Linked DNA regions of Mus musculus: all the other regions are linked to region 2. A link is a contact called in ENCODE Hi-C or POLR2A ChIA-PET data. All regions are on one chromosome and are shown on one strand. Each heading gives the region's core, a stretch centred on a gene start or an enhancer-like site at or near the end of the contact. The rest is flanking DNA. Distances are from core to core; before and after follow the strand shown. Region 1 holds the start of Zfp52 (zinc finger protein 52). Region 2 holds the start of Zfp53 (zinc finger protein 53). Region 3 holds the start of Zfp51 (zinc finger protein 51).

Region 1 (4,499 bases), core at 1,300-3,799, 47 kb before region 2:
GTTCCAATTCTGCAACATGCAGTCTGTACAGAGCCCTCTGAGCAGAGACCAGGCATTGCCCCTCCTCCTGGGAGAAGTCCACAGTCACACCACTGATTGTCAACAGACCATAAAATAAAAGACAATGGTTTGAACATTCCTGCTGGTGCACAACTTTAATGTGAGCACTGAGGAGATAGAGGTGGGTGGAAATCTGTGAATTCCAGTCCAGCCTGGTCTATATGATGACTTCTACATAGCAATTTGGTCATGTATCCATGGGCAGAATTTTTTTTTTTTGAACCAAGAAAAACAAGAGGATTGCAGAGATTTTTTTTTCTGATGTAGATGATCATAATTATTCACAAGATTGTTTCTAATATTATCCTATATTATAATACCTCTTAACTTTGTTTTTGTCTCTTTATCCCCCTTCCCCCCAAACAGAGTTTCTCTGTGTAGCCCTGGCTATCCTTAAACTCACTGTGTAGACCAGGCTGGCAAAGAATTCCAAGATCTACCTGCCTCTGCCTCAGGAGTGCTAGGATTAAAGGTATATGCCACCACAAACTGGTTTATAAAATGCCCTGTCTAGCTGTGAAAATACTGTGACCGGATTCCCTCAAAGAGAATACTCTGATTTCCAGACTCTAATTTACAACATTAAGAATTCAGCAGAGGGGTTGGAGAGATGGCTCAGCAGTTAAGAGCACTGACTGCTCTTCCAGAGGTCCTGAGTTCAATTTCCAGCAACCACATGGTGGCTCACAACCATCTGTAATGGGAATCCAATGGCCTCTTCTGGTGTGTCTGAAGCCTGCAACAGTGTACTCACATATATAGAATAAAAAAATATTAAAAAAAAAAAAAACTCAGCAAAAGTGTTGGGGTCCAAGAGTTGCCCAACAAACCACACAAACAAATCCTGATCTCTGTAAGCCATCTGATCCTTGATGGTTTTTTGAAGGCACAACCTAAGACTCATAAGTCAGGTAGTAGACTTCAGGGGCTGAGCAACTACACAAATATCTTTTCCTGTAAGCTTATAAAAGGAGGAAAAAAACCCAAAGAACAGAAAGCACAATGAGATCACATTCAGGTGCAGGAAGGGCTCTGCTCTGACTCAAGCCATTTTAGACTAACAGTTCATGTTGACCTTTAATTTGATAGGTCCTACGTAAGGCTTTGTGGAAATTCTTAAGATTAACAAACCTCAAACAGAACATAACAGGATACGTGATCAGCATGACCTTGCTCTGAGTCAAGTTATTTTTCTGTGTCAGTGACTGGCAGGCATGTTACAGCAACAATCTGAAATAGCTGGCATGCATGGAACAAAATGGCTACAGCTATTCTGAGATGGGGCAGACCTCAACAAGAAGACACATTTTTTTTTCTTTTTCTTAGCTGGCTTTCCTTCCTTGATTGTTTGCTTTCTTCCTTTCTTCTTTCCTTCCTTCATTATTTATTCTCTCCTCCTCTTTTTTTTTTTTTTTTTTGTAATTATTTTTATTGTTTTGTTTTTTGAGACAGTGTCTCACCATATAGCTCTGGCTGTCCTGGAACTCACTATATAGCCTTTGCTCCTGAGTGCTGAGATAAAACGTGAGTGTCACCAAGCCTGGCGCCACTCTTTTCACAATTTGCATCACAGATTGCATACGTTCCCGATGGAAAATTAATAGTAGATAGACAGTTTACTTTTAAAACTTAATTTTTACATCCATACCAGTAAAACTCACAACAAACAGTACAATCAAATTCATTTAAGTTTGCAGGAGTTCCTTTCGTGACTAAAAGCTCATGGGGAATCCACCACATGCCACTTTCTTAAATAGAGAAGTGGTAGAATACGGAAGTTAGTATGGATGATTGTAAATTTCAATAGCTTTGTCCTTTCCGTCATAGCAAAGAGAGCTGCGTTTTCAAATATTAACTGATAAATTCAAATATTCTACTAGATCAGCCAGAAGGTCAATAAAAAGAAATAGTATTATTCCAGTTAATATTACTGAAAATTTATCGACGAGGGTCTGACATCCACAGCACAATTTTGAGAGTCGTTATCCTTATGATCAGAGGGGAAATTGATCCCGCTCTGCTCCCCTCCCACTCCTGCCCATTCCCCAGCCCCGCCTCAGCTCCTCGGACCTGGAAGGTTCGAGCGCCTCCCTCCCTTGTCCCCACCCCCACTCCCACTTCCTCTCCCCCATCCCCCGCTGCTGCCTCTGCCAGCTGCTAAACTGCTGACTCTCCCAGGATGCTCAAAAGGTACCTGCGGTATAGGTAAGTTTTCCGGTTCTGCGAGCCCCGCCGTTTCCTCCATACTCAGGTCTCCACCACGCGATTCCACACTGTGCAGCCGCTCTACCCCTCAACCCCAACCCCAGCTCAGTCTTGTACCGGATTCTTGACACTCCAGACTTTGACTTTTTAGTCCCACTTCCCAAGCTAACACACCTTGCTTCCTAGCTTCCCTGGCCTCAGTCTTCTAATCCCACCCACACTACACCCTTCCTCTACACCCAGCCAATGTACCACATCTTCCATCCTCTATTTCTGGGCGAGTGGGCCCGCCCAGCGGAGACCGGCCCCTCCCACTCTGTCTCAGGCTTCTTTCTGCCACAGCTCTTCCCTTCAGGTTGCTCTGCACAGTCTCCCCACACTCTTGCAGCCAGTCTAGACCAGAACTATATCTGGTAGGACCCTGCACCCCGATATCTGATCCCCATAGTGAATTCTGAATCTTTCAGATGCAAAACAGACAACCTAAGATCCCCATCTCACTATCATCCTCTCCACCACATACTGCATACCAAACAACAGGCTAAATTCGGATGCCAGAGTCCCATCCCCAAAACACAAACATGAGAAACCAAAACCAAATACTTCAATTTTGATTTGGAGAGAGACTTTTCAGGAACGTGGATTTGGGGGAGGGGGGAGGTTGTCTCAAGAACTCAGTGGTCAGTGTTGGGGTCCAGCAGTAGCCCTACATGCCACACAAACCCTGATCTCAGTCAGACAAGGACAGATAATTGGATGCATACCCTAAGACTGATCAGAATTTGGGGGCTGAGCTACAACCACAAACACTTCTCAGGACTGGTTTAAGAATGAAAAAAATCACAATGCGCTCATATGCAGGTGCAGGAAGTGCTGACCTGTGGTTTTCTCTGACCCAAGCTATTTTTGCTAGCCAGACAGAGCAGTTCTATCTGACCTTTATTCTGATTGGTCCTAAGTGGAGCATATAATTTTCAAAGTTCTTAAGATTAACCAACTTCAGAACACACAGAAGATAACAGGGTATGTGGAACACGACCCTGCTCTGAGTCAAATTATTTTTCTGTGTCAATGACTAACTGGCATATTACAGAAACAATGTGAAATAGCTGGCAGGCATGGAACAAAATGGCTACAGCTATGTTACAGGGACAGACCTCAACAGTCAGGACTGAATTCATACTTCATTGAACTTCTTTCACCACTAGATGGCGGACATGTCATTTTAGTAAAGCAGAAACAAGTTTGTCTTCATGATTCCAAAAGTGCTTTGAGATAAAACCTAGAACTAACTCTCTCTCTCTCTCTCTCTCTCTCTCTCTCTCTCTCTCTCTCTCTCTCTCTAGTACAGTGGTGTACGCAGAGAATCTTGCACGTCCCAGATGCAGAAAATAAGTAAGGTTTGTGGTCCCAACCCTAGAAAAGTCAGTTTTACAATCCAATGTCTAGCTCTGAGAAGCATGGAGGAAGAAGAGATGGTTAGGAAATAAGAAGGGAGAGAGGGGGAAAGGCTAAGAATTCCAAGTCTAGAGTTCTCTAGACTCCATACAACTACTGCAATCAGTAACCAAGAGCAGCTGTCCTTGCCTGCACTGGCCCCACACAAGACCACGGTCAATCTAGGAAAGGGAAAAGGCTTTACCTCTCAGGCATTGGCAATGGATAGACTGTAGAAGAAGAATCACTGGCTTTAGTTGTCATCCTGTGCTGAGCACATCAGGCTCCTGAACATAGCTTCAAACCCACAGTCTCACAAATGGCTCTGGTTCATCTTAGTGGGTGCCAGGCAATATGAATAGACATGAACAAAGTGACTGTTGGAACTGTGGACCAGGATAGCAGAGAGGTAGGAGTGAGAATGGGCAGTATTTGAAGTGGGCACAGAAACACACAATGCTGTGATATACATGCATTTTATCTTTGTGTGTGTGTATGTGTGAAATAACTAATAATAAAAAAATCGGGGCATTCATTCATGGTAGACAAGGTTTCTCTGTGTGAACCTGTGCTTAAAGGCCCGTGATAACATACCTAGATCAATTAAAAAAAAATCAGTGTGTAATTTCTTCTTAGTTCTAACAGTATCTGATGGATTTTTTTTTTTTTTTTTTTTTTCAGTTTTGAGGGCCAAGATGGCCTTGAATTCACTGAGATCAGCAGTTCCTGACTCTGGAATGCTAGGATTAAAGGCATGCTCCAACATGTCAGGTTTATTCATTATCTGGCTTAGTATC
Region 2 (4,194 bases), core at 963-3,462:
AAAGCACCTGGATTTCTAACATGTGCTCAGTAGGTTAAGAGAAACGAAATTGAGGATTCTACAGTGAACCCTTCCCACTGTCACATAGTGTTGGAGTACTGAAAATATTCAAAAAAATATTTTCAGTTACCACAACTTGAACCACACGTCCAATCACAGCCCAGTTTAATCTCAGAGGCAGAAATGGACCTGAATGACTGGGATGAGAATATTATATACTAGTGAGGTTCTAAATTTATCCTGGATTAAAAATTATGGAAGCCTTATACTCACAAAGGAACACCCCAAAGAAGAGAAAGCATTTCCTGAAATCGGTCTTTGTTCCTGTGAGGATTTCACCTTACTCAGTAGAATGTGAGACTCATCCACAGAAATCTCACATACTTGCAGTCTAATTTGCCAAGAACCCAAAGGAGGAGCAAGGGAGACAGCAAGAAAACTATTTTCACCCACAGAAATCAGAGTTCCAATTCTGCAACATGCAGTCTGTACAGAGCCCTCTGAGCAGAGACCAGGCATTGCCCCTCCTCCTGGGAGAAGTCCAGAGTCACACCACTGATTGTCAACAGACCACAAAATAAAAGATAACAGTTTGAACATTCCTGCTGGTGCACAACTTTAATGTGAGCACTGAGGAAATAGAGGTGGGTAGAAATCTATGAATTCCAGTCCAGCCTGGTCTACAATGGTGACTTTTCCATAACAGTTTAGTCATGTGTCCATGGGCAGAATGCTTTTCTTGAACCATTAACAAAACAAGATTGCAGATATTTTCTGATGTAGATGAGTTATAATTATTCACAAGATTATTTCTAATATTGTCATATACTATAATTAATGCCTTTTAATTTTGTTTCATTCTCTCTGTCTCTTTCTTTTTGCTGCAAAACTGGGTTTCTCTGTGCAGCCTTGGGTTTCCTTAAACTCATTCTGTAGACCAGGCTGGCAAAGAACTCCACCTGCCTCTGCCTCTGGAGTGTTGGGAATATAGGTGTGTACCACCACCAAATGCTGTCTAACTGTGAAAACCCTGTAGCCTGATTCCCTCAAACAGCATACTGTGATTTTCCAGGCTCTAATTTGCAACATTAAGAACTCAGAAGAAGACAAAAAAAAATTTTTTTTGTCTGACTTGCCTGCCTTCCTTACTTTTTTTCTCTCCTTCCCTCCCTCTTATCCATCCTTCCTTCTTCCTTCCCCTTGTTTGTCTTGTTGTTGTATTTATATTTAAGTTTTTGGAGACAGGGTCTCACAATGTAGCTGTGGTAGTCCTGGAACTCACGATGTAGATCAGGTTGGCCTACAAACTCAGTGAGATCCATCTGTCTTTGTCTCCTGACTGCTGAGATAAAAGATGAGTGTCACCAAGCCTGGCGGCACCCTTTTCACAACGCTATATTTACATCACAGAGTGAATACACAGAGTTTTAGATGAAAAATTAATGGTGGATAAAACGTTGACTTTTAAAAGTTAATGTTTACATCCATACCTGTGGAACTCACAACAAATTGTACTCTTAATTAAATTTGCAGGTGTTCCTTTCATGACTAATATCTAGAAGCTTTCATGGAATCATAGTCCCTAGGTCCATATGCCACTCTCTTGAATAAGGAAGTGGTAGCACACGGAAGTTAGTATGGATAATCGAAAATCTCAAGAGCTTTGTCCTTTCCACCATAGCAAAGAGAACCGCGTTTGCAAATATCAACCGATAAATTTAAATGTTCTACTAGGTTATTCGTAGGAGAATATGTGGAGGGTAGAAGATCAATTAAAAATAGCACTATTCAGTCAATATTATTGAAAAATGTATCGACGAGGGTAAGACATCCAACAGCACAGTTTTGAGAGCTGTCATCTTTATGAGTTGCGGAGACATTGATCATGCTCTGCTCCACTCCCGCCCGTTCTGCAGCCCCGCAGCTCCTCTGACCTGGAAGGTTCCAGGGCCGCCAGGCTGCTGTTCCCGCCGCGGCGCTGCTGACTCTCCCAGGACGCCCCGCCTGGCACCTGTAGCTTTGGGGGTTCACGGGTCCCGCGAGACCCCGGCCGTGTGCTCTGCAGGCAAGTCTGCACCACGCGACTCCACACAGTGCAGACCCTAGGCCGGAAACGCGTTCTTAACACTTTAGGCTCTGACTATTTAGCCTCAATTCCTTAGGCTCACACACATTGCATCTCAGTATCCCTGCTGGTCACTCCTCTAAACTCGCCCACTCCACACCCTTCCTCTACACCCAGCCAATGTGTAACATCCTCCCATCCTCTGCTTCCGGGTGAGTGGCTCCGCCCCACGGAAATCAGTCCCTCCCACTCGGTCTCAGGCTTCCTCCCACAGATCCAGCTGTAAGGCTGACCTGGCCTTGATCTGCACGGTCTTCCCACCTGCTTGTTGCGAGCCTGGACCAGAACTGGATCTGATATGACGCAGCATCCCGGTATCTGACCCCCATAGTGAGTTCTGAACCCGTCAGATACAAAATAGGCATCCTAACACCCCCATTGGACTATGAGCCTCTGGGCCATATAATATATACCAAAGAGCAAAACAGGCTAAATTCAGATGCCAGAATGCCATCTATTAAAATGCAAACGTGAGAACTCAAAACCATATACTGCAATTTTGATTTGGGGAGAGACTTTTCAGGAACGTGGAACATAGTCTTCGTTTTAAAATAAAGAAAAATCCTACCTGATAAACAGCTTAAAGGAAGAAGCCATTGAAAAGTCCTACCCGCCTATGATGTCTATGAACCACATCAGTGGTCCCCAGTTACCTTTGCATAATTTTAGTTTAATATAAATTGCGGTGTTTTAAGATTTAAACTTCATTAAAAGCTTTTGCAAGTTTCTTAACTTTATGTTTCCATTACTTACACAGTTGTGATTTGTAAGTAGACCTCTGGGGAGTTAACATTTTCTTATACTATAATTGCATGGATTTTCAGAAAAACCAAGATGAAACAAATAATTGAGAAATCAGTAATCAGCTTTAGGGTGCAACTCAGAGTACATGTTTCTGTTTTTAAATATTTTTTCTCAGAAATTGATGAAGAAGAATTTAATGCACTCAGATTCACAATACTTGGGTAAACTAATGTACCATAATGAAGATTACTGTTTTGATGACCCAGACTTTGTAATATTAAAGGCTCCATTTAAAACATCAAAGGCCTTTTCTTTCTTTCCGGGGGGTGGGGGGAAAAAGAGAGAGAGAGAGAGAGAGAGAGAGAGAGATAGAATCACTAGATTCTTCAAAAGTTATTGATGTAAAGCAAATATTCTGCCAGATGTCAGAGTTTCTAGATGATTTGAGGCAGGTCTGCAGTGGACAGCTATTGCTTATTTCTTTCCTCCATTGTCTGAGTTCCACACACTGTTGTGTTTCTTAACTTTCCTTTTACAGTTATTCTCAAGTCAACTCTCTACAATGACTCCTGAGATCATTTACCAGAAGGGTATCAGTGTATCCTCCACTGAGAAGAAAATGAAGGATGTAATATGAATGAATACCTACATATAAGGAAGGCAATTACAGAACAATGCTACTTCATGGACTCACATTAGGTTTATATTTGTAAAAAAAAAAAATTCCAATCTGACATCAGCATAGTCAAGTAAATTTTGTTTTATACTAGTGTTAAGTCACTGTAATTCAGATACAATAAGGTGCAATGTCTTCTAACAGTTACAACAGGCAGGACACCTGTTGTGTCCTGCTCATTCACTTGCCCACCATGGTTGTGGCTATATCATCTCCATGTTTCTGGGCAATCTCATTTGCCTCAGACAGGTGACCAGATCTAACTTGAATGTAATAATCCATGTGTTCTCTGAGGTAGCCCATGACTAATGAAAGAATATTTAGAAAGAACACAAACGTCTATCACAGTACTGTACTCAGTATATGAAGAAAAGACAGAATAGAGAAATCTAAGGAATGATTTTCCAAATTCTATTTTCTGATCAGATCGTCACTATATTTAGGGAGAAATTTCTGTTTGCATATCTTGAATTTTTCCTCACAATTAAAAAGTATGTGAAATGCAATAATGAAATGGAGCTTTAAGGTATGACTGCAGCAGCTACAAAACTTGTGACCTACCATCTGTCCTGCCCACAAGATGGCATGGCAATGGTGGAACAGAAATTATGGAAGTAGCCAACCAATGTCTGATTTGAGTTAAGGCTCA
Region 3 (4,649 bases), core at 2,130-4,629, 39 kb after region 2:
AGAACACAACTGAGAAGGAGGCTTCTCTTCTCCAAGACGCCAAGCAACTCCTATTAAAATTCCACTTGCATATTTTACAGAAAGTAATCCTGAAATTACCAAGGAGCAGCACAGAGCTAGAAAATAGGAAGAGGATCACACCTAGAGGTGATTTCACAGTATATTACAATCACAGCAGTGGAAACCACTTGGAATTGACGTGACAATAGACAGTAGAAGATATCCCTGGAAAGACAGGATAGACAGAGTTTACCTGTCTGCAACATAGTTCCTGATTTTCATCAAAACTCTGTTGGCATTATTTTAAGGAATGGAGGAATTAACACTAATAGGTAGAGAATATCAGGGCTGCAGAGATGACTCAATGGTTAAGAGCACTGTCTGCTCTTCCAGAGGTCCTGAGTTCAATTCCCAGCAACCACGTGGTGTTTCACAGTGATCTGCAATGGGATTCGATGCCCTCTTTTGGTGTGTCTGAAGACAATGACAGTGTACTCACATAATATAAGACAAATAAAGAAATTTAAAAAAAAAAAAAAAGAGAGAGAGAGCACTGACTGCTCTTTTGAAGGCCCTGAGTTCAAATCCCAGCAACCACATGGTGGCTCACAACCACCCGTAATGAGAGCTGACACTCTCTTCTGGTGTCTGAAGACAGATACAGTGTACCTATTTATAATAATAAATAAATCTTTGGGTTGGAGCAAGGAGGGCCAACCAGAGCGCATGGGACCAACTGGAACAAGCAGAGGTCCTAAAAATCCAATTCCCAACAACCACATGAAGGCTCACAACCATCTGTACAGTTACAGTGTCCTCATATACATAAAATAAACAAATCTTTTAAAAAAAGAAGAGAATGTGCTAAAATACCAAAAGCTCCACAAATCATTAAACATTACATCTAGAAGTATTAATTTTTATCATTTTGTAATACATTAAAATCACTGAAATGAAAACCATTTAATATTGGTATATAGACATAATCAGTGATGTGCATGGAATAAGGACATCATCACTCACATGCATGATCAAATACATTTTTATTGCCTCCTAGGATCAGTTCTTTTGTAGAAAGTCTTCTCATCTCTACAATGGTACAGTCCTGAGGAGATTTTTCTCCAGAATCATTTCCAGTGAAACAGAACGTAGCAAAATGGATATTGTGTCCCACTATAACATTCACTTGAACCCCCTGCCATCCCTCACCAATCCTCCAAAATACCTGGATCCTTAGTGACTGTCTCCTCCATCTACATCTTCCAGGGCTCTTTGCTCTGCTCCACAGGTGAGCAGGTCTGGGTGATCAGTGAGCCCTGCACATAAGAAAGAGATCTTCAGCAAGCACCTGCATTTCTTGCACAGTACTGTGCTCAGTAGATGTTATGCAGTGTCAGAATACTGAAAATATTTAGAAAGCATTTTCAGTTAGTGTAACTGAAAACTCTCTTCCAATCACAGTTCAGCCAAATCTGAGGGGCAGAAATGGAACTGAATGACTGGGATGAGAATATTACACACTAGTGAGGTTCCAAATTTATCCTGGACTAAAAATGATGGAAGTCCTATTCTCCCAAAGGAGCTAATGCTTGCAGAGGACTTGCCACAAAACCCTGAGGAGTGAAAGTACAGTCCTGAGGAGATTTTTCTCAGTGAAAGGCGGCTGAAGCAAACTATTCTCACCCACACAAACCAGAATACTGTAATTCTACAACCTCCAGTCTCTGTACAAAGCACTCCCAGCATGGTGCTGACACTGCCCCTCTTTCTGGCAGAAGTCCACAGTCACACTGGTGGCCGTGAACTGACCACAAAATACAAAACAACAGTTTGAATAGTGGTCCTGGTGCACACCTTTAACGCTAGCACTCAGGAAACAGAGTCAGGTGTAACTCAGTGACTTCCAGTCCAGCCTAGTCTACATGACAGGATGAGTTCTGGGCCAGACAGAGGGACACAATGGGTTCAAGCCACAGACAAAACAAACACAGGAACTAAGCCAAACTAAACCAAACCAAACCAAAAAACAGTTTGTGTTCATGGACAAAGTGGTTTTCTAGAACTAAGGAGACAAAATACTTTTGCTGTCTTTTTTCTGATATAGAAGAGCTAAAGTAATTATTTGAAAGATGATTTATAGTACCATCATATACAATATAATACCTTTTCTGTTTTATTTCTTTTTTCCTTTTCCTTCTCCCTCTTCCCACTGACATTTCTCTGTGGTTCTAGCTGTCCTTAAACTCCCTTTATGTACCAGGGTGGCAAGGAACTCCCAGATCCAATTGCCTCAGTTTCCTAAGTGTAGGCATTAAAGGCTTGTGATTAAAGGATTAAAGGGTTATAGGATACAGGGATTAAAGGATTAAAAACTGGTTTATAATGTCCTTTCTAACTGTGAACTGTAGCAGATGTGCAACTTGGTTATCATGTTGGTCCCCTAACAACTGGAGCAGAGGCTGTCTCTGACTCTGTTGACTGCCTTTGGATCCCCTTTCCCTAACTGGGCTGCCTTGTCTAGCCTCAATAGCCTCAGTGCAGTGCCTAATCCCACTGCATCTTGATATGCCAAGGAGGGTGGATATCCACAGGAGGCTTTCCCTTCTCTGAGGATAAAGAGAGGAAGGTGTAGGATAGGGGGAGGAAGGTAGTGGAGGAGTGAGAGACTAGAAGGAGAGGAAGAAGTGATGACAATCACTTCTAGTTATATTTACAACTATATCTACGAAACTCGCAACAAATATACGCTGAGATTCAGTTACATTTCCAGCCATTCCTTTCATGAGTAATAGCTAAAAGCTCTCTGGGGATGTTAAGTCACCAAGTATGTCCTGGGTATAACAGTGGAGTTAGCATGGATGTAAGTAAATTTAAAGAGCTTTATCCTTTATCTCAACAAAGAGAACTGGTTTGCAAACTTCAGTAGATAAACTAAAATATTCTACTATTCTACTATTTTGAATATTTTGGCAATCATTTGGTCAATGAAAAACACATCAGGATTATTTCAGTTTATATGCACTAAAATATATCGAGCCAGCTTACTTATGAACACCAGAAAAACTGATCACGCCCTGCTCTCTTCCGGCCCCTTCCCAGCCCCGTAGCTCCTTTGACTTGGGAGGTTTCTGAGCTATGGTTCCAGCTGCTGTGCTGCTGACTCTCCCAAGATGCCCCGCGCGGCACACGGCTGGCCGGCGTTTTACCTTCCCCTAAATTCCTCCCCGTTCTGCTATCCCAGGTCTACACTACGCGATTCCCTACGGTGCAGGGCCGTGAGCTCTGGACGTGAACAGGTCGTTAACACTTTTGGCTTTGGTTCTCAACTTACCTGGCTTCACTCACCTAGTTTCCCAGCTTCCGCTCACGTCACTCCTCTAACTCCTCCCACTCAACACTTTTCTACACTTCCTGGTAACGTCCAATGTGCTTGCACCCTCCGTTTCCGGGTGAGTGGCCCTGCCCCGCGGAGACCCGTCCCTCCCACTTTGTCTCTGGCTGCCTTCCACACAGGCCCAGCTGTCAGCTCGCCCAGCCTCCCCTCATGCTTGCTGCTAGCTAGACCAGAAGTGGATCTGGTAGGACTTTGCACCCCGATATCTGACCCCCATAGTGAGTTCAGAACCATTTAGATAAATGACCGGAAGCCTAACACCTCCTGGACTTCCAGCCGCTGGAATACATACTTTGTACCAAACAACAACAACACAGGCTAAATTCAGAAGCCCAAGTCCCATCCCCAAAACACAAACATGAGAAGCCAAAAGCAAATCCTAAAATTTTGACTTGGGAGAGACTTTTAAAGAACTTGGAATTTGAAAAGAAATAGGTGTCTCAAGAATTCAGTGGCTCTTTGCTATCCGCCCAGGGCCGAATTCATCCTGTGCTGTACTGATGTTACCACTAGATGGCGGTCTGTCATTTTACTAACTCAGAAAGGAGTTAGTCTTGTGATTTATGCTTAAAGTGAGAAAAACCAATTCTTTCTTTCTTTCTTTCTTTCTTTCTTTCTTTCTTTCTTTCTTTCTTTCTTTCTTTCTTTCTTTCTTTCTTTCTTTCTTCCTTCCTTCCTTCCTTCCTTCCTTCCTTCCTTCTCTCCTCCCTTCCTTCCACCCCTCTATTTATTTATTTATTTATTTATCTATTTATCTCTTTCTCTCTTCCTCCCTCCCTCCCTCCCTCCCTTTTTTCTGGAGTGTTGAATGCAGAGACCTTAACTTGCACAGATGCAAAAAATAAGGTATATGGTTCTAGTCTTAATATAGTCAGTTACTAGTTAGTTCATCTAGCTTGGTGAACACCAAAGAAGAGGTGGTTAGGATATAAGAAGGAAAAGAGGAGAGGATGGGCTAAGACACACTATTCTCTAGACTCCATACAATTATTGTAATCAGTAACCAACAGCAGCTGTCTTTATGTTCACTGGCCTCACACAAGACCACAGTCATTCTAGGAACTGGAACAGCTCACTTTACCTCCCAGAGGTTGGCTATGGATAGATTGTAGGAGAATAATCACTACCTTTAGTTGTCATCTTGTGCTGAGCACATCAGGCTCCAACACATAGCTCCTATCTTACTGGGTCCCTGGCAATATGAATAGAGATGAACACAATCGAGAGGTTTGTTGGAATTGTAAATCAGAAGAGC

Evidence for each region. Hi-C counts contacts between places; a loop is a spot of excess contacts on that map. ChIA-PET counts read pairs that join two places held with the same protein, here RNA polymerase II (POLR2A).
Region 1: a map of heart shows a loop between it and region 2 (4-fold over the local background). The contact joins the promoter of Zfp52 here to the promoter of Zfp53 in region 2. A Hi-C loop is called at or near these places in 5 of 37 maps with a recorded cell type or tissue (T-helper 1 cell, T-helper 17 cell, heart and 1 more). POLR2A ChIA-PET finds 5 or more read pairs at or near these places in 1 of 5 experiments (Patski).
Region 3: a map of left cerebral cortex shows a loop between it and region 2 (6-fold over the local background). The contact joins the promoter of Zfp51 here to the promoter of Zfp53 in region 2. A Hi-C loop is called at or near these places in 10 of 37 maps with a recorded cell type or tissue (gastrocnemius, heart and left cerebral cortex). POLR2A ChIA-PET finds 5 or more read pairs at or near these places in 3 of 5 experiments (Patski and embryonic stem cell).

Annotation. Positions count from the first base shown.
Region 1 is chr17:21,533,589-21,538,087 of GRCm38, reverse strand. Zfp52 (zinc finger protein 52) reads right to left here and starts at 2,549. Exons shown (of 5, transcript NM_144515.2): 1 at 2,255-2,549. It overlaps 9330136K24Rik (RIKEN cDNA 9330136K24 gene), which reads left to right and starts at 2,210. Exons shown (of 3, transcript NR_131123.1): 1 at 2,210-2,265; 2 at 3,617-3,660.
Region 2 is chr17:21,487,006-21,491,199 of GRCm38, reverse strand. It overlaps Zfp53 (zinc finger protein 53), which reads right to left and starts at 2,212. Exons shown (of 5, transcript NM_013843.3): 1 at 1,935-2,212.
Region 3 is chr17:21,449,104-21,453,752 of GRCm38, reverse strand. Zfp51 (zinc finger protein 51) reads right to left here and starts at 3,379. Exons shown (of 5, transcript NM_009558.4): 1 at 3,332-3,379; 2 at 1,226-1,316. The coding sequence starts at 1,253.